Linked DNA regions of Mus musculus: all the other regions are linked to region 3. The links are chromatin loops, found by intact Hi-C in ENCODE. Cell type or tissue: heart. All regions are shown on one strand. Each heading gives the region's core, and the rest is flanking DNA. Links, peaks and the distances in the headings are about the cores only.

Region 1 (5,000 bases), core at 1-5,000, 130 kb before region 3:
TATAGCTTTAAAAATTTTTTTTTAGGTCTAGGAATATGATTCAGTGGTAGAACACTTCAATAATGTATTATATTTTGTTTCATTTTTAATATTCATTGTAGTACTGGGAACTGTCTGCTAGGCAAGTGTTCTGCCACTGAGGTGAGGCACACAGCCAGGTCTGGGAAGTTTTAATACTGTTTGGTATTTTAGTTAGTTCCTACTGCTTAATTTCCTTTTACTTGGTTATTTTATTCCTAATGTTTGGAAATGATAGCTTTAGGGTCGAGTTTGGAGAACGCATGGGGCTCTGGAAGAGCTGGACCAAGCTATAGTAGGCCGGCTCATGTGGCAGTACAGATGACAACTGACCAGGTAAGCTTTTTGTGGTTGGTTGCTTTGGTTTTGAGTCAAGGTCTCATGCAGGCTTAACCTCAGGAGTCACTATCTAACTGAGCATGGCCTTGAACTCTGGTCCTCCTGCCTCGGCCTCAAATACTGAGATTACAAAAGCTTATCACCTCTGCTGCCACTGATACACTCTTATTTTGTACTGTAATGTAAATTTTTAGTGCTAAAGGTTGCTGTTTAAAAGAATAGGTTGAATATCTATGTGCTGGTATTAGTAATCTTTAGGTATATTGTTTAAGGTATAATGAAAACTTGTATAACAAATAGAATGTAGATATTCATTTGCAGACATAGTCTAAAAAGGCAGTGATAAGGGATATATTCATCCCTTTTAATTCTGGAACCATCCAGCCTCTTATATAAAAAGCATTGTCTTTGCACATGCTATGTATTTTAAACAATTTCTAAATTAATTTTCTGCCATAATTTACATTATAAATCTGCTATAAGTATAAAAGATATATAGTAGTTATACCATATTGGTTATGAAATAATGGCAAGAGAAATGTATGTATACAGACTCAGTATAAACATATCCTGTGTGACTATTGTTGCTTAGCTAGATCTATGAAAAGGAAGGTAGATTCACATATATACAACTATACATTCATAAAATGGATATGATTATATATATAATTTTTGTTTGAAACTTTTAGAATGTCCAAAGTAGTGATAAAAAACACTAGAATGTGACAACTATTTTCTTTACAAAAAGGTTGCAAATACAATCTTAAAAAAACTTAACTTAAAAATTTTGGTATATTCTACTTTTTTGCCTGATTTATTCAATGTGTTGTTACACCAAGTTACTCCAAAAGAATATATACAGTTTTTGTTAATGTTAATATAGATTATTTAGACAATAACATTAAAACATTTTCATGACTGTGTATCCACTAATGGTTTTTGACAGTAGCACTAAACCATTTTATATCTGTCTATCCATTAGTGAGATTCTTTTTCTCTCCCAGTTGGTTTTTCCTCAATGTTCAAAGGGCATGGGCCTGTGCTTTGTGGGCAAGCTGTCTTCTAGGTGGCTGCTATGTATTCATATGCTAATTTTAAGAAATGATAAGACATACCGTGTAAGTTACATTAAAACTGAACTAGATTGGGCTGGAGAGATGGCTCAGTGGTTAAGAGCACTGACTGCTCTTCCAGAGGTCCTGAGCTCAATTCCCAGCAACCACATGGTGGCTCACAACCATCTGTAATGGGATCTGATGCCCTCTTCTGGTGTGTCTGAAGAGAGCAACAGTGTACTCACACATATAAAAACAAACAAACAACCCCCCCCCAAAAAAAAACAACTGAGCTAGATCAGTTTTAATGGTCAGCTAAATTAGTGTAATAATGAAGTTGTCCTATTAGCCTGACGTTTTATAGAACATAGCAAGTTAGATGTATCTAGTAGGTCTCCCAAAAATAGACTCAATGCTAAAAAGAATAACAGAATTTTAATCGCAGAAAGAACCTTGGCTGTTTAGTTTATTTCATATTCTTGATTTTATGAAGGTAAGACAGGCCATATCTATGCCTAAACATGCAGAGTCACTTGTGACAGGACTGTGATTGGCACCTTAGAGCGTCATCACTGTCCTTTCAGTAGCATTAGGACTGGGCCTGGTAAATGCTGGGACCAGTGCTCTCTCTGCAGGCTGTATCCTTGCTCCTTTATAACTTTTGTGTATGTTCATATAAAATGAGTGCATTTACTTCTATAGAAAAATTACCTTATATGTTTGTTAGTGAGTGGTGGGATATCTCAGATACTTATTTTATGTACCTCTGAGCATTTGACTTGTTCAATGAGATGATTTTAAATCTATACGTTACATAGTATTTATACTTTAATAGGTTTGTTCAGCATTTATTATTTTTTAACTGTAGCTCAAAACGGAATTTGACAAATTATTTGAAGATTTAAAAGAAGATGATAGAACTGTTGAAATGGAACCAGCTGAGGTACTGAACTTGTATATTTAAAAAAATTATTTCTGTATATGTTGTATAAAGTTTTTTTTTAAAAGATTTATTTATTTTATGTATATGAGTACACTTTCTGTATATGTTATATAAAGTTTTTTTTAAAAGATTTATTTATTTTATGTATATGAGTACACTTTCTGTATATGTTGTATAAAGTTTTTTTTTTTAAAGATTTATTTATTTTATGTATATGAGTACACGTAGCTATCTTCAGACATGCCAGAAGAGGGCATCGGATCCCATTACTGATAGTTGTGAGCCACCATGTGGTTGCTGGGAATTGAATTTAAAACCTCTGGAAGAACAGTCACACACACACACACACACACACACACACACACACACACACACAGACAGAGTTTTTTTTTTTTTTTTCTTTCTTTCTTTTTTTTTTCCTGAGACAGGATTTCTCTGTGTAGCCTTGGCTGTCCTGGAACTCACTCTGTGGACCAGGCTGGCCTCGAACTCAGAAATTCGCCTGCCTCTGCCTCCCAAGTGCTGGGATTAAGGGCGTGCCCCACCATGGCTACACACACAGTTCTTAATATGAGAGAAAATATGTAATGTAGGTCTGGTTTTCTTTCTAGGCCTGGCCTTTTCCACAAAATAATGACCAAATTCCATCTATTTTTCTATAAGACATGATTTTGGCTGAATAAATAATATGGCTGAATAAAACTCTACTCTGTAAATATACTGCCTTTTATTTCTATTAATTTATTGATGGCACCTAGGCTGATTATAAAATTTATTTTATTAATTTATATGTGTACACTGTAGCTGTCTTCAGACATATCAGAAGAGGGCATCAGATCCCATTACAGATGGTTGTGAGCCACCATGTGGTTGCTGGGAATTGAACTCAGGACCTCTAGAAGAATAGTGTTGTTTTTTTGTTTGTTTGTTTTGTTTTGTTTTTCTGTTTTTTCGATTTTTTGAGACAGGGTTTCTCTGTATAGCCCTGGCTGTCCTGGAATTTACTCTGTAGACCAGGCTGGCCTTGAACTCAGAAATCCGACTGCCTCTGCCTCCTGAGTGCTGGGATTAAAGGCGTGCACCACCACACCCGGCAAGAATGGTGTTCTTAACCATTGACCCATTTCTCTAGTCCTGGCTATCTGTGTTTTGGTTTTTTTTTTTAAGAAATGTCTGTTTTCTTCATTTACTCATTTGCTGATAGACAAGTACTTTCAGAAAATGATTCCAGAAACTCAAAAAATCATTCCTGGAACTGACCAGTGGTGTGCATACAAAGCTTCTGCATAGACAAGGAAGGAGTTGATGGGCTGCAGAGATAGAACACCGGGGCAATCTCTGCCAGCTCCATGTCCGGGTCGGGGTCTGTTGCTCTGTAGGGAATTTAAAGAACTCAAAGATATAGCAATGATTACAATGTAAAGCTTCAGCATTGTCAACTGCCTTGGTAATTTATACATTTACCACTGCAAGAAGATAGCTTTTCCAGGTTCTCCTTATGAAAAAGGACTGATTATCTTTCTCTTTATGATGTTATATTTGTAGGCTATTGAAACACCGTTGCTTCCACACCAAAAACAAGCTCTAGCTTGGATGATCGCACGAGAGAACAGTAAAGAACTACCACCATTCTGGGAACAGCGCAATGACTTATATTATAATACAATAACAAATTTTTCTGTGAAGGAACGACCGGAAAATGTTCATGGAGGAATTTTAGCGGATGATATGGGTTTGGTAATCTTTTTTTCTATAGTTAGAAAAATCTTACAATTACGATTTTGTAGAAAGAAAATTTTAAGCTGAAAGAAGGGTATCAGCTTGGGCTTGCTTTCAGTGTAGATAGAAAATACATTTTGTTTGTTTGTTTGTTTGGGGTTTTTTTTTTTTCCCTTTTTATCTTGTTTTTCTTTAAAAATAGGTTCTACTAGGGAACCAACAGATGGGTCAAATAACAAAGAATGGTTAAAAATGAGTAACAGAATACACCAACATTAATGAGTGTAAAAACTCATTTCCAATTTTCTTTTCTTGTGGAAATTCATGACAACCTGCCTTTCATAGGGTTTTTAAAAAGTAAAGTTTGGTGATAGCAAAATCTGTCACCATCCCATAGTTGTAAGAAACAGTAGTAAGTAGAGTAAGGCTGAGTCACTTCAAACTGAGGAGCCTGCACCTAATTTTCTGTTTTAAAAAAGAAGTCCTTTGGTAGTGGTAGCAATACTGACAAGAGAGAAAGAATAGTCTAACAGCCTCTTGTAACCCAAATAACTGTACCGATCTATGTATTTCTTGCTGTGACTGCTGCACGTCTGCTTGGCCAAGAGAGGCATCCTCAGATATCGAACAAAACAAGAAAATAAAATCTTTCTTAAGGATTATGCTTGATGATCGCACAGACTGAGGTTATCAAGTGGGAGGACCTAGGCTAGGACAAGGTGTCTCTGTTCCTTCCTCCAGGTCCCCTTACTACTAGAGTATGGACACTGGCCTCATGGCTTGGCTTTCCGTATAACCCCAATTTCAGTGTTACTAGGTGTGGCAAAAAGTTTAGAAACAGTAATACATATACTGAGAAGTTTGACCCGAGTCATGAAAAGTCAAGCAAGAGCCATGAGAAGTCAGATGGTAGCCAGATGAAACAA
Region 2 (5,000 bases), core at 1-5,000, 200 kb before region 3:
GCTTGTGAGATGGCTCAGTGGATTAAGGCACCTTTTGCCAAGTCTGCAGACCTAAGTTTGATCCTTCAGACCCACGGGGTAGGAGAAAACTAGCCCCCAAAAGTTGTCCTTTGACCTCCACATACACGCTGTGATGACTCTTCTTGGTTGTCAACTTGACTATATCTGGAATTAACTAAAAACTCAAACAGTGGGACACACCTGGGAAGGGTTTTTGTTAACTGGATTATTTGAGGTAGGAAGACCCACTTAAATCCAGGTCGCTTGAGGTCAAAAGCCTCACCCTAAATTTAGACCCCAGCTTATTCTGACGACAGCCTGTACAAAGGATGATCTGACAGCCTGTACAAAGGATAATCTGACAGCCTGTACAAAAGATGATCTGACAGCCTGTACAAAGGATGATCTGACAACAAAGAAGCTTCTGTGTGCTTGCCTCGCTGGCAAGGCCATCCCTTCACTGGTATTGCAGTGCAGGCCTTGCTGGCAAGGCCACCCCTTCACTGGTATTGCAGTGCGGGCCTCATTGGCAAGGCCACCCCTTCACTGGTATTGCAGTGGGGGCCTCACTGGCAAGGCCATCACTTCGCTGGTATTGCAGTGCAGGCCTCGCTGGCAAGGCCATCCCTTCACTGGTATTGCAGTGCACGCCTTGCTGGCAAGGCCATCCCTTCACTGGTATTGCAGTGGGGGCCTTGCTGGGAAGACCATCCCTTCACTGGTATTACAGTGGGGGCCTCACTGGCAAGGCCATCCCTTCACTGGTATTGCAGTGGGGGCCTTGCTGGGAAGACCATCCCTTCACTGGTATTGCAGTGGGACATCCAATCTCCTGGGCTGAACGACTACTGGATTCCTGGACTTTCTGTCAGGAGACTGATTTGTTGGACTAGCCCAATCATAGCCTGTAAATCATTCTAATATATCCCATTTATAAAGATATATCTTTATCTTTATAAATTCCATACACATACACACACACACACACACACACACACACGCACACACACAATCAGTCGGTTCCTCTTGAGAACTCTAACATACATACAGCATGCATACTGTAAAATGAAGGACGAAGAGTCTCCTGATTATGTAGTAACATTCCTGATAAGTGAAGATGGAGGACAGCTGTAAGAGCAAGTGACCCCAAAGAAACCCTACCCTTTGCCACAACCTCTTGTGTTAACTAGTAACACATGATCAGATAGAAAAAGAAAAATATACATCAAGATTGATAAATGGTAGTCGATGAATTATAAAAACCAAAATATTTACTAAGCTGCAGAAAACTGTAATTTACACGTTCAAGATTTAAATCTTTAAAGAACTCACTGTTCTTCAATACTTACAATTATTTTTACTAATCTTAATTTCACACATTAAGTAAAGTAAAAACCTAAAGTGGTCTAAACTTCCATACTTTTTGAAATATTGGAACTATAAGTTCCTATTACAATAATCGGCTAAGAGTCTGGAAATGTTAGCGTCTAAGGCTATCAGCGCTGTGAGTGGGGATGCTGACTGAGAATCACATCTAAGGACAACACTCTAGATGACTCTTGCACCCTGGGTACCTCACCTGACATCATGGCAGCCAATAAACAACACTAGAGTACGTAAGAACTTGTCCAATTATAAATCGCAGGCAAAATTCAGAGTCATCCAAAAGAGGAAACATTACCTTTTAACAATGACAGGTGAAGGTGGGACCTCTCGCCACCACTCTTGACTCTCTGGCAGAGCTCAGGCAGCAGCTTTTTCCACCACAGAATCTATCTTATGGAAAATAAATCCATTTTAGTTTGATGCACTTGATCCCCAGCTTCCTCGTGAGAGTAAGGAGGCGGTGCAGAAGAGAGCACACAGAAAAACTACATCCTTTACTTAAGGAAGCACCTCTGTTATAACAAGGATTTAATCCCCCGCAGCGAGGCTCCTGATGAAACTTAAAACAAAAGGCAGGCCTGCAACTAGCGGTACACATGTTCACATTATTTATTTTCAACGCAAAATGTGGATACGCCTTCCCTTTTTTCGTGGTTGTCAAGAAGTGGGGGAAAAAGAAAAATGCTAAAGCTGAAATTGGTCTAGCTGGTAAATTAAAGACCAAATATAGAGATGGAATCTTCCCCACCACACACTGACCCCCACACCTTAAGTTATCAGTGATCTTATCTGAACAAAAGACCTCTCCAGAAATGAGATAAATCATCCTCATGTATTTTAATAGCATCTACAAGTACTCGAAATGTCTACCACTGGAGCTGGAGAGATGGCTCAGTGAGTAAGAGCACTGACTGCTCCTGAGTTCCAATTCCAGCAACCACATGGTGGCTCACCACCATCCCTAATGAGATCTGGCGCCCTCTTCTGGAGTGTCTGAAGACAGCTACAGTATACTTATATATAATAAATGAATCTTAAGAAAAAGAAATGTCTACCATTAAACATACACGTTCCTTCGACGCACAGCCCTGTAAAGCTAGACTAACATAAACAGCCCTCATTCTGCAGATAAGCCAAGCAAAGTACCAAACCTCCTCTCCACTGATCAAGGCTAGAAGCACAATCTGAAACACATACCCAGTGATCTTCCTTCAGTTCCTGATTAGCATACGCAATGACGGCCTCTGGGCATCTCTCTAGCAACGTGTCTATGCACTGTTCATACTCTTGTAAGCGTGTATGGCAGAGAGCATGAGTACTGAGGCCGGCAACAGTGTCTTCTGAGAGTGGCTCCAAAAACGGAATAATGGAGGCTACGTCCAATGAAGGGCTACAGATGAGAGACTATGAAGAGAAAGATGAAAGGTTATGGAATGAAGCATCCCAAATGAAAACACAACATACAGCATATTCTCTTTCAAAATAATAAAATCCCACTTTGCCAAAAAAGGAAAGAGAATACAATTTTAGAAAACATGAATATGGCCCTGGAATACTTGAACTGAAGTACTAGATAATCTTAAATTCAATTCTACTTTAAATTCTACTTTATAAATTCTACCTTTTTGTTTGTTTGTTTGTTTGTTTACTACAAAGCAATCATCATTAATTGGAACTCTAACCTAAGGATATGAACATGTCAGAGATTTATGCCCCATAATGTCTGATTTACAACACTGAAAGACCATGGGGGGTTTGCATGGAGAGAGAGAAAGAGAGAGAGAGAGAGAGAGAGAGAGAGAGAGAGAGAGAGGAAGAGAGAGAGGGAGAGAGAGGAAGAGAGAGAGGGAGAGAGAGACTGTCCTCACTAGCACTGTCACTTTAAACACGTAAGCATGTCAGTGCACTGACTGCCCTTATTAGTTTAGTCTGTAGCATGTCTTGATTGCTAATTGTTGGAGAACTCAGCAGCAGTTCTCTGAGCAACTGGTCCTTGGCTGGATAAGCAAGCTGGCTCACCAACTCAGCTACTACCCAGTTACTACTGTGAACTGCTAGAGCTGGTGAAGGGACCAGCCCAGCAGATCCAAAGCTGCAAGATTTCCATGACACAGGGCAACAACAGCATATCCGAGAGGAGTCCTGGTGAGGTTCTAGTACTGATAGTGCAGCAAAAGCCAGAGGCCTCAAACCAGACCAATGACAATGAACATTTGCAAATAAAGATGTGTAGACAAAAGGCTATAGTGTGTGACACGCCATACACTACAGCTTCCATGATGAGGTGTCTTCCATGCCCACCTCCTTTTTCTGTTTGTTTGTTTTTTTATCTTTTGGGGGAAGGCTGCAAGGGCAGAGGATAGATACGAAGGAACAGGGGCGATGAGTAGTATTGGGGTGCATGATGTGAAATTCACAAAGAATCAATAAAAAGTTACAAAAAAGAAAAAAAGCCAGGTAATCATGAGCGTAGGGTGAACTAGCAAGCAGCATCAGTCACGGGGTCTGCTGTGCTTCCTTGGCTGTGAGTGAGTTCCCTAACTGGAGGTAACGCTACACAGAAGGCCGTTGTGTCTTCAGGTTCCTGCCTGGGCTCCTCCCCTGACCTCTCGAAACCACAGACGATGACCAGGAAGTTTAGGCCAAACGCATCCTTTCCTCTCCTAAGGTGCTAACTAGAACAATAACCACAAAGAAAATGTAATGTATTTTTGAGAAGTGATTGTACTATGAGGAAGGCTGATGACCCGAGTTCATTCCCTGAGACCAAGATGACAGAAGAGAGAAGTGAGCTTCCCACGTTTCCCTCTGCGTGGCAAACATCTCAGTCTGTGCCATGTGTCTTAATCTCACTGCTCCCTCAATCAATAGCAGCACAATTTCCTTCTAACGTGATTGTTTAGCAACACCACCTCCCACGGACTAATGACAGGCATTACTTCAATGGTCACATATTTACTATAGTATTTTCCTTTTAAGCAACTTTACTATTTTTTTTTCTTTTTTTTTTTTTTATTTTCTTTTTTTTTTTCTTTTTTTTTTTTCCATTTTTTATTAGGTATTTCGCTCATTTACATTTGCAATGCTATACCAAAAGTCCCCCATAGCCACCCACCCCCTCTCCCCTACCCACCCACTCCCCTTTTATGGCCCTGGCGTTCCCCTGTACTGGGGCATATAAAGTTTGCGTGTCCAATGGGCCTCTCTTTCCAGTGATGGCCGACTAGGCCATCTTTTGATGCATATGCAGCTAGAGTCAAGAGCTCCGGGGTACTGGTTAGTTCATAATGTTGTTCCACCTATAGGGTTGCAGATCCCTTATTTTTTAACTTTCACATTCTATAGCACTTTTTATTCTACCATCAAAATATTCTCCATTTTCTGTTCTTCTGTAAGAGATATAATTATTTCTTAATCCCTCTATCTTCTTTTGCTACAGTATCATCTCAGAGTTACAGGATGACCTGGAACATCCTCTATACACTACTAATCAGCATCATTATTTTATTCCAAATGTCTACCAAGGAGTAGCCAGGAAAATAAGGTTGGTATATTTTCTTATCCCAAACTAAATATTTTATCTGGATAATTTCCTGGTAGTAAAATAGGGAGGA
Region 3 (7,972 bases), core at 1,418-6,417:
TCATAAAATGTACACTTTAGGAACTTACATTTAATCAATATCATTGAATTCTAATCATTTTCTTTTTTCCCTGGTTGTTTTTGACATAAGAATCTGCTCAGGGCTGGGGAGATAAACTACCCACCTGAGTTTTCCCAGGATTTACATAAGAAAAGCAGGACCCAGTGGGCTCTGGCAGCAGAGGTGGGGTTGGCTGGTCTCTAGGGCTTACTGGCTAGCAACTTAGCCTACATGGTGAGCTTCCAGACAATGAGCGAGGAGGTTCTGTCTTCAGAACTGTGTTTGGACAACTTTTTTTCTAAGGAATAACACGTGAAGCTTTCCTTTGGCCACTATATCCACAGGCACCAATGTACCACGCACACATGTTTACCTGTACACTTAAATGTGCACATATGTGCACATACGCACATATGCAATCTACACAAAAATCTACAACTACTTTTATTTGTAACAACTCTTGCGTAATAGATGCTGTGGATTTAGTATAACAGGTCAGTATAAACAATACAAGCAAAATATTGGCAGGTGGTCAGAGGAGCCAGCACTGAGTTCTCCAGACATGGTCTAATCATCAAATCAAACTGTCCTAAGAGGCTTCTCATTGCATTTCTCTAGATCGTCACTAAGATCATTGCTGATCGTTATTTTCGTAAGTAAGCCAGGGGAGAGCAACACTCTCAGAGCTTTGCAATTGTCTTCCAGTTTGGTTTCCAGGTGCTTTGAACTTATGCTACCCTGTTAGAACACTCTGAAGTCAAGTGAGTACTTCTAGAATAAATCCAAGACATTGAGTGACTGAAGGATCACATCTTGTTAGAATCAGAAGTAAATTCTAAGCTCAATTGTCTGCTTTGAACCTCCTTTATAACAGATGAGGGGAAGCCATGGGAAGCACAACACAATTTAAAACCAGTCAAGGCAATCCAGCATTGGCATTAGCCTGTCTATTGCATTTTGAATGGTTAGTACTGATGTGTTGACTTTTAATTTACCAATATCCAGAATCATAAAATTAAAGTTGTGGGCAGAGTACAGAACAAAGTGATAGTAAAAAATCAACATTTATTTTTCCCGTTTCTAGGTACTATTTCTAGGCACTGTTCTAGGTACTATTTCTAGGTACTGTTGTAGGTACTATTTCTAGGTACTGTTCTAGGTACTGTTGTAGGAACTATTTCTAGGTACTGTTCTAGGTACTATTTCTAGATACTGTTCTAGGTACTATTTCTAGGCACTGTTCTAGGTACTATTTCTAGGTACTGTTGTAGGTACTATTTCTAGGTACTATTTCTAGGTACTGTTCTAGGTACTATTTCTAGGTACTGTTCTGATTCTCACAATTCTGATTGGCTTCTCCCTGATCATCACTTTTCATCTCATCTTCTAATTTTGTGTCATGCTCAGGCTGCTCTTTGAGTCTACTCTAAAGACGTCTCATGTTTGTACTAACGTAAGGTCACACTTTTTGTCAAAGGGTCTTGTCACAACAAATCTGCCCTGTAATTCTATGGAGACTGTTGATGAACATCCTTAGCAGGTGTAGATCCTAATTTTGTGTCTCTAGCTGTACTTAGTTTTTGAGAATGAGCAAGGGTTCTCCACCATTCAGACACTGGATTTAATACTGATTTTTTTTTCTTTTTATTCTGTAGACTGGAGAGGTGACCTGGTTCCCTCACTTGTCTTTAATGCCTTTTTTTTTTAAAGGTTTATTGTTAGTTTTCCCAGCCTAGTGTTGAATTGATAGAAAAGTGATTTCTCCTTATCATTCGCACTGTTTAGATTGCAGGTAGTGCCATGATGTCTGACTCTGGAGTATGCTCAAATATCCTGTGTTCTCCCAAATAGATGATAGATGGGACAAGGTAGTTAAAGTGAGATGGAGGAGAAGACCTCGTCCGCATGCAAACCTATCCTAAGATCTAGCTCCTATGTGAGTCTATGGATTACTCAGGTTAGAGGTGACCGTGTCAGACCTTAGACACCCCAGGTCAGGGACCAGAATTCAGTCACTGAGATTACCTGACAGCTCAGCATGTCACAGATCTTCATTTAGGTAGGCGAAGGCTATTACAATCCAGAAGGACTAGGAGATAGGTCCCTGAGACCAGTGGTTTTGATTTGATACGAGAGGAGGGTGAGAGGAGGGATGTAATTGGTACAGGGCATGGGACCATGTTTAGATTTGTTGGAAGAAGAGCTTGATCAGAAAGGACCAGGCCACAGGAGGCAACACCCTGAGTGTGTTTTAGAAACATAGTAACTCAGTTAATTTCTGGTCTGCATTCACTACAATATTCTAGGTTGCTGATGTCTCCCCCATAAAAGAAATCTGACGAGCCACGAGGAACCTGTTTGAGAAGATTACTCTTCTTTTAAGATAAGAATGCTTTTCCTGGCCAGAAACTCAGCCTGTGTTTAGAAGCTGTTGTGTATGGCATAAATTAATTCTTTATACAATTGATGCAAGTTGGCAGATCTGAAATTTGAACTTAGTTTTTTTCTGGTTCAAGAAGCAATATGAGTAACTCAAACAAGAAAATTTAGAGATATTTGGCAAGGAAATAAATCTTGGGAGGTGACAGAGTAGAAGGGAGATGATCAAAACCAAGCAAATGCCATCAGCCAGGCGGAGTGGATTTTAACTGAAAGGGAAGTGCTCGTGCTTGTAGTTCCTTATCTAAAATCCACCGGCTCGGTGGAAACGTCCGAAGCCCTCACATGAGTCACATGACAACGGGAATTGGCACAAGAAATAGGCCACAGACTTTTGCTTGGAAATCATAGTCAAGGGTGAAGCTATGAAGAAAGCTTGTCATGTGGCAACAAGCCTCCTCCTGCGGGGGAGAAAGAAACGGGAGCCAGTGTATGAAGAAAGGTGATTAGATGTTTGACCATAACATAAACGGAGGGAACTTAGGTGAGTCTCTGGATCTCATTGTCTTTGTCCATGGGCATTTCTAACAGTAATTGTTCCATGCTTGTCTCCACAAGGTGTCCAAGCCCAGGGGGCCTCTGAGGCTGAGGGAGGACGGTCTAGAGATCTACTGCCTGGGTTCTCTCGCAGACCAGTGGGCTAGAGATCCAGGTGGGATGGAGTTCATCCTTGTTTCCCATTAACCTAGACACCAAGGCAATGCAAGTCACCATGAAGGCTAGCTGTGGAGGCTAGTTGTCTGGAGAAGTCAGCTCATTACTGTGCCTATAAATACACTGTATAAATTACAGGTTTGTTTATACATGTAACTGTGGTCTTACTATCTTCCTCACCTGTCTTAATAGACCAGAGAAAACTCAGCCTTAGTGTTATATAACTGCAAAGTATGCACTGGACAAACTGGCTGATGACAATCTTTCAATCTTGAGCATATTATACAGGTAATTTGGGGGTTTCATATGAGTCCGGTATGAAGTGGATGTCACAGAATCCTTGTATTTTCTTTATGAAAGATTCCATCTTTTTCTTATGCAGATGAAAGTCTTTGTAGAACCACATGGTCCCCGTCTTCAGTTTTACCTATCTTTTTCATTGGGAAAGCGATGATCACTCAAAAAAAAAAAAAAAAATTCATCCAGCTTTTTAGCTTCTCTCAAATTCTGAAGGTTTTAGCAAAAAAAAAAAAAAAAAAAAACAAACAAACAAACAAACAAAAACAACAACAACAACAAAACAACAAAACAAAACAAAACAAAATAATACAAAACAAAACGGGCCTGACAAGGTTTAGGAGTTGAGTAGCAGCGCCACCTTGTGGTTCAGATCTGCCACTGTTGGACGCTATTCCCACCAAGGCGTGACTGAGTGATTTGCTGAGTTTGGGGATAAAGTCTCTAAAGATGCAGTGGGGTCATGCGAGTGAGACCCTGGTCTGGTAGAAGTGAGAAAATAATTTTTTGCTGTCTATAGTATTTTGTTATTTCAGCTTAACCATAATAAAATACTAGTCTCACTTTGAATGTAACTTCTGTGGGTATTTGCGAGTCTGGTCTATGAACGTGGAAGTTAAGAGCAGCGAAGATCCTTTTCCTTTGCTTTGTGTGCTGGCAGAGACAGAAAGAATTTTTAATAAAGGCCCTGGCATGGGAGGTGCACAGGCTGATGCCAACGGACAGAACTGGCAATGGCTAGGATATTAAGTACAACAGTGCTGCTTGTGAGGCAAGAGCTGTCTTTACTTAACACTTATATTTTATGTATGTATGTTTGGCCTGCATGAACATACACCATGTCGTGCAGTGCCACAGACACCGGAAGAGGAACTGTGGTTACAGAGGGTGGTGAGCTGCAGGTGGGCGCTGAGAATAGAACCTGGGTCCCCTGGAAAAGCAGGCAATGGAATCTTCCCCAAAAAGTGTAAAACTGTGCAAAATGTATATATATTTACATATAAAAATGTATATTAAGAGAGAGAGGATAACAATCTCTCTCTTAAGAGAGTTCATTCTCAAGGGTAGTTTTATATGACTTCCTTTCTGGAAACGGTCACTTCTTATTTCTTTGTTATACGGGAAGACCTAATGGAAGGCCTTTTAGGATTCTGGAGCAAAGATCTGAAGCATCATTTGATATACGTAAAGATCTCCTCATCCCCGAGGAACTCCTCACTGGGGAGAACCAGATCTTGGGAACCAGCATTGAGCATGAGAATACACAGCATTACAAGACCAACCCATTATGTCATGGTTTGCATATGCTTGGCCCAGGGAGTAGCCTGTCGGGAGGTGTGGCCCTGTTGGAGTAGGTGCAGCCTTGTGGGTGTGAGCTTTTATACCGACATCCTAGCTGCCTGAGAGCCAGTATTCTGCTAGCAGCTTTCAGATGAAGATGTAGAACTCTCAGCTCCTCCTGCACCATGCCTGCCTGCATGCTGCCATGTTCCCACCTTGACAATGGACTGAACCTCTGAACCTATAAGCAGCCCCAATTAAATGTTATTCTTATAAGAGTTGCCTTGGTCATGGTGTCTGTTCACAGCAGGAAAACTCTAAGACACATTACAATGTGAATTCTTTGGAATGAATTATTGAGGACATTTTTTTTCCCGTGTTGACTCTGGTTTATAGAATATATACTGGTTATGTTTCAACATCTGGGTCTTCACAGTCTCTCTGAGCAAGACAACAGGTTACCGATTTATGTCCTGGGCCTAGTTTAACTGGGAGTAAGAGCCTCCAAAGTGTTTGTCCTTTTACCTCTTATGTTTTTGCTATGTTTATTCTTCAAGTTTGGTTTTAAGCACTCAAAGGTCTGAGAAAAGGCTAAGGTACAAAGCCCATTTGATTTCTTTTTACCTTTGATAAAACAGATCCAGCTGCAGGATAATTCTGAAGCACAAATTGCCAGTTATTGCCTATTTATTTTAAAACAAATGACTTCAATTGCCAGTGGTATTATACAAGGCCAAGATAATCTCATTTATTAAGGCTTTGGTAATTAATTGGTCCCAATTATAGAGAATACACAAGAGAGGAAATCAGCACGTCTTTTCTGGCTGGAACAAAACACCATGACCAAAAAGCAAGTTGGGAATGAAAAGTCTAGTCAGCTAACTTCCAAATTGCTGTTCGTCACCAAAGGAAGTCAGGACCGGAACTGAAGCAGTCTAAATATTGGTCTAAAAAAAACCAAACAAACAAAAATATCGTGATAAAGTGACTCTTGATGATATCCCACTGTACTCATAGATCAGTGCCTTGTTCAACCATCACCATCAGAGAAGCTTCCTCCTGAAGTAGATGGGAACAAATACAGGGATTCATAGTCCGACAATATGCAGAAAGTAAGAAATATTGGAACACTCAATCCTAAATAGGATGTTGGCATAAAATCCCTCCCCTCAGAGATGAGGGAATCCTGTGGAAGAGGAGGCAAAAAGAGTGTAACCCCAGAGAGGGTGGAAGACACTAAACACCAAGGCCCTCTAAATCAACACGAGCAAAGCTCATATGAACTCGCAAAGACTGAACTGTCATGCATAGGGCATGCACGGGCCTGCACCAAGTCCTCTGAGTCCGGACTGTAGCTTCTAGTTTACTGTTTTTATGGATTCCTGAATGTGAACCAGTGGGTCTCTGTTTGTTGTGCCTTTTCTTGATCTTTTCCTTCTGTATGTTTGTCTTGTCCAACTTTGATGTGATGGGTTTTGCTTTATCTTATTATATTTTATTTTATTATATCTTTTAAATGGGTGAATGAGTGAATGAATGAATGAATGAATGAATGAATGAATGAATGAAAACGTAGCCACAAGGGTAAAGATTAACAACGGATCTGTCACTTATACCTGCTGGGAGAAGTAAAGTCAGTTTTCTCCAGTAGAGCAACACTGGGTATATCAACCACTCAAGGACTGGCTGCATGTTCAGGAGTAGTTGGCCAACATATAAAATGGACGCCACAGCTTTCTGTGTGTGGGTGTGTTGTTTTACTTCTATTTGTTTACAGATTGATGGGTTATTTGGAGACTTTTTTTGTTTTGTTTTGGGAGTTTGGGGCTTGTAATTGTATTGTGATTTTGTTTTGTTTTGTCTTGGTTTTTTTGAGAAAGAATTTAAAGTTGGGTAGGTAGGGAGGGGAAAGACAGTGAAAGGACCTGAGAGAGAGAAAACCATTATTAAAAGTTATTTAAATATAAAATTGTTTTAAATTAGAAAACTATAATTAAAACAGAAAAAGCAATGCATATCTGAAGCCCCATCTTGGTGCAAACTGGTAATAGGGGAAATTCGGGAAAGGAAGATGGAGGCTTAAACTATAGCAAGATCCTACAGCTGAGCCTAGTGTAGGAATACAGGGAAATGATAGGAAAGGAATTATAGAGAGCCTTCATAGCTTTCTATCAGGATAGGTATGTGGGGGAGGGAGGGCCCATATTCTCTTCATCAACCTCCTCCCCACTTCATGTTCCCGTTCAGACTCAACCCTTCCATAGCTATCTATTCTATCTCTTTCCTAACAAGACCCATCTGTCCCCTCTCATCCCTAACTCCTTACCTTCTGTATTTCTGTGGATTGTAGCTTGACTATCATTGACTTCACAGCTAATATCCACATATAAGCAAATATTTATCTTTCTGAGTCAGGGATCGCTTACTTATGAGGCTTTTCCCCCGTAGATCCATCCATTTGCCTTCAACTTTCATCATTTCATCTTTTTTAAATGGCTGAGTATACTACGTTGTGTAAATATGTCACATTTTCTTTACCCCTTCTGTTGAGAGACATCTGTGTGGTTTCCAGTTTCTGACTATGATGAATAGAGCAGCAAGGATCATGATTGAGCAAGTGTCTTACTGATAGGAAGCATCTCTTGGGTATATGACCAAGAGTAGTATAGTTGGATTTTAAGGTAGATCGATTCCCAGTGTCCTGAGGAATATCCACACTGATGTCCATAGTGTCTTATGAATTTGCACTCCTTCTAGCACCCAATGAGTTTTTATTCCACATTGTCACCGGCATACGCTGTCACTTTTTTTTTGCTGTTACTAGCCATTCTAGCAGGTGTAAGACACAATCTTAAAGTAGTTTTGACTTGCATTTCCCTGGTGGCTAAGGATGGCACACGTTTCTTGTGTGTTTCTCAGTTATTTGAGTTTTGTTTATTGAGATTTCTGTTTAGATAGGTACCACATTAAAAAAAAACCTGGGTTATTTGTTTTCTTGCTATCTAGAGTCTTAAGTTATTTATATATTTTTGGATATTAGCCCTCTATCTGATATGGAATTGGCTAAAAAACTATTTTCCCATTCTGTAGGCTGCCACTTTGTCAGAGTGATGGTGTTCTTTGCTAGAAGATTCTCCAGTCATGAGTTCCCATTTGTTTATTAATTGTTGATATGAGCTCTTGTGCTAATGGTGTTCTGTTCAGAAGTCTTTTCCTGTGCCAGTGAGTTCAAGGCTGTTTCCTGATGGGGTTTCTCTGCCAAAGAAATAAGCCAATTTAGCTGAATTAAAAGTAGAAAAGG

Evidence for each region. Peaks named below come from ENCODE experiments on the same cell type or tissue, not always from the same donor. Only the 100,000 strongest peaks of a DNase experiment are listed, where the experiment ranks them.
Region 1: it touches region 3 in a loop (3-fold over the local background); 7 of 42 quality-filtered maps call a loop at or near these places.
Region 2: a loop joins it to region 3, with 4 times the contacts of the local background. A loop is called at or near these places in 6 of 42 quality-filtered maps.

The regions. Positions count from the first base shown.
Region 1 is chr3:20,065,066-20,070,065 of GRCm38, forward strand. It overlaps Hltf (helicase-like transcription factor), which reads left to right. Exons shown (of 25, transcript NM_009210.3): 5 at 257-354; 6 at 2,281-2,355; 7 at 3,901-4,092. Among named protein-coding and RNA genes, the nearest start is that of Hltf, 9.8 kb to the left of the region's middle. In heart, for the core only: no CTCF peak of the experiment used is centred there; no DNase peak of the experiment used is centred there.
Region 2 is chr3:20,000,642-20,005,641 of GRCm38, forward strand. Hps3 (HPS3, biogenesis of lysosomal organelles complex 2 subunit 1) reads right to left here. Exons shown (of 17, transcript NM_080634.4): 15 at 2,584-2,790; 16 at 1,682-1,772. It also overlaps a transcript of Cp not described here. Among named protein-coding and RNA genes, the nearest start is that of Hps3, 32 kb to the right of the region's middle. In heart, for the core only: a CTCF peak has its summit at 2,376 (motif pointing left); no DNase peak of the experiment used is centred there.
Region 3 is chr3:20,195,351-20,203,322 of GRCm38, forward strand. No RefSeq gene overlaps it. Among named protein-coding and RNA genes, the nearest start is that of Gm31320, 23 kb to the right of the region's middle. In heart, for the core only: a CTCF peak has its summit at 3,765 (motif pointing left); no DNase peak of the experiment used is centred there; H3K27ac peaks cover 543 bases.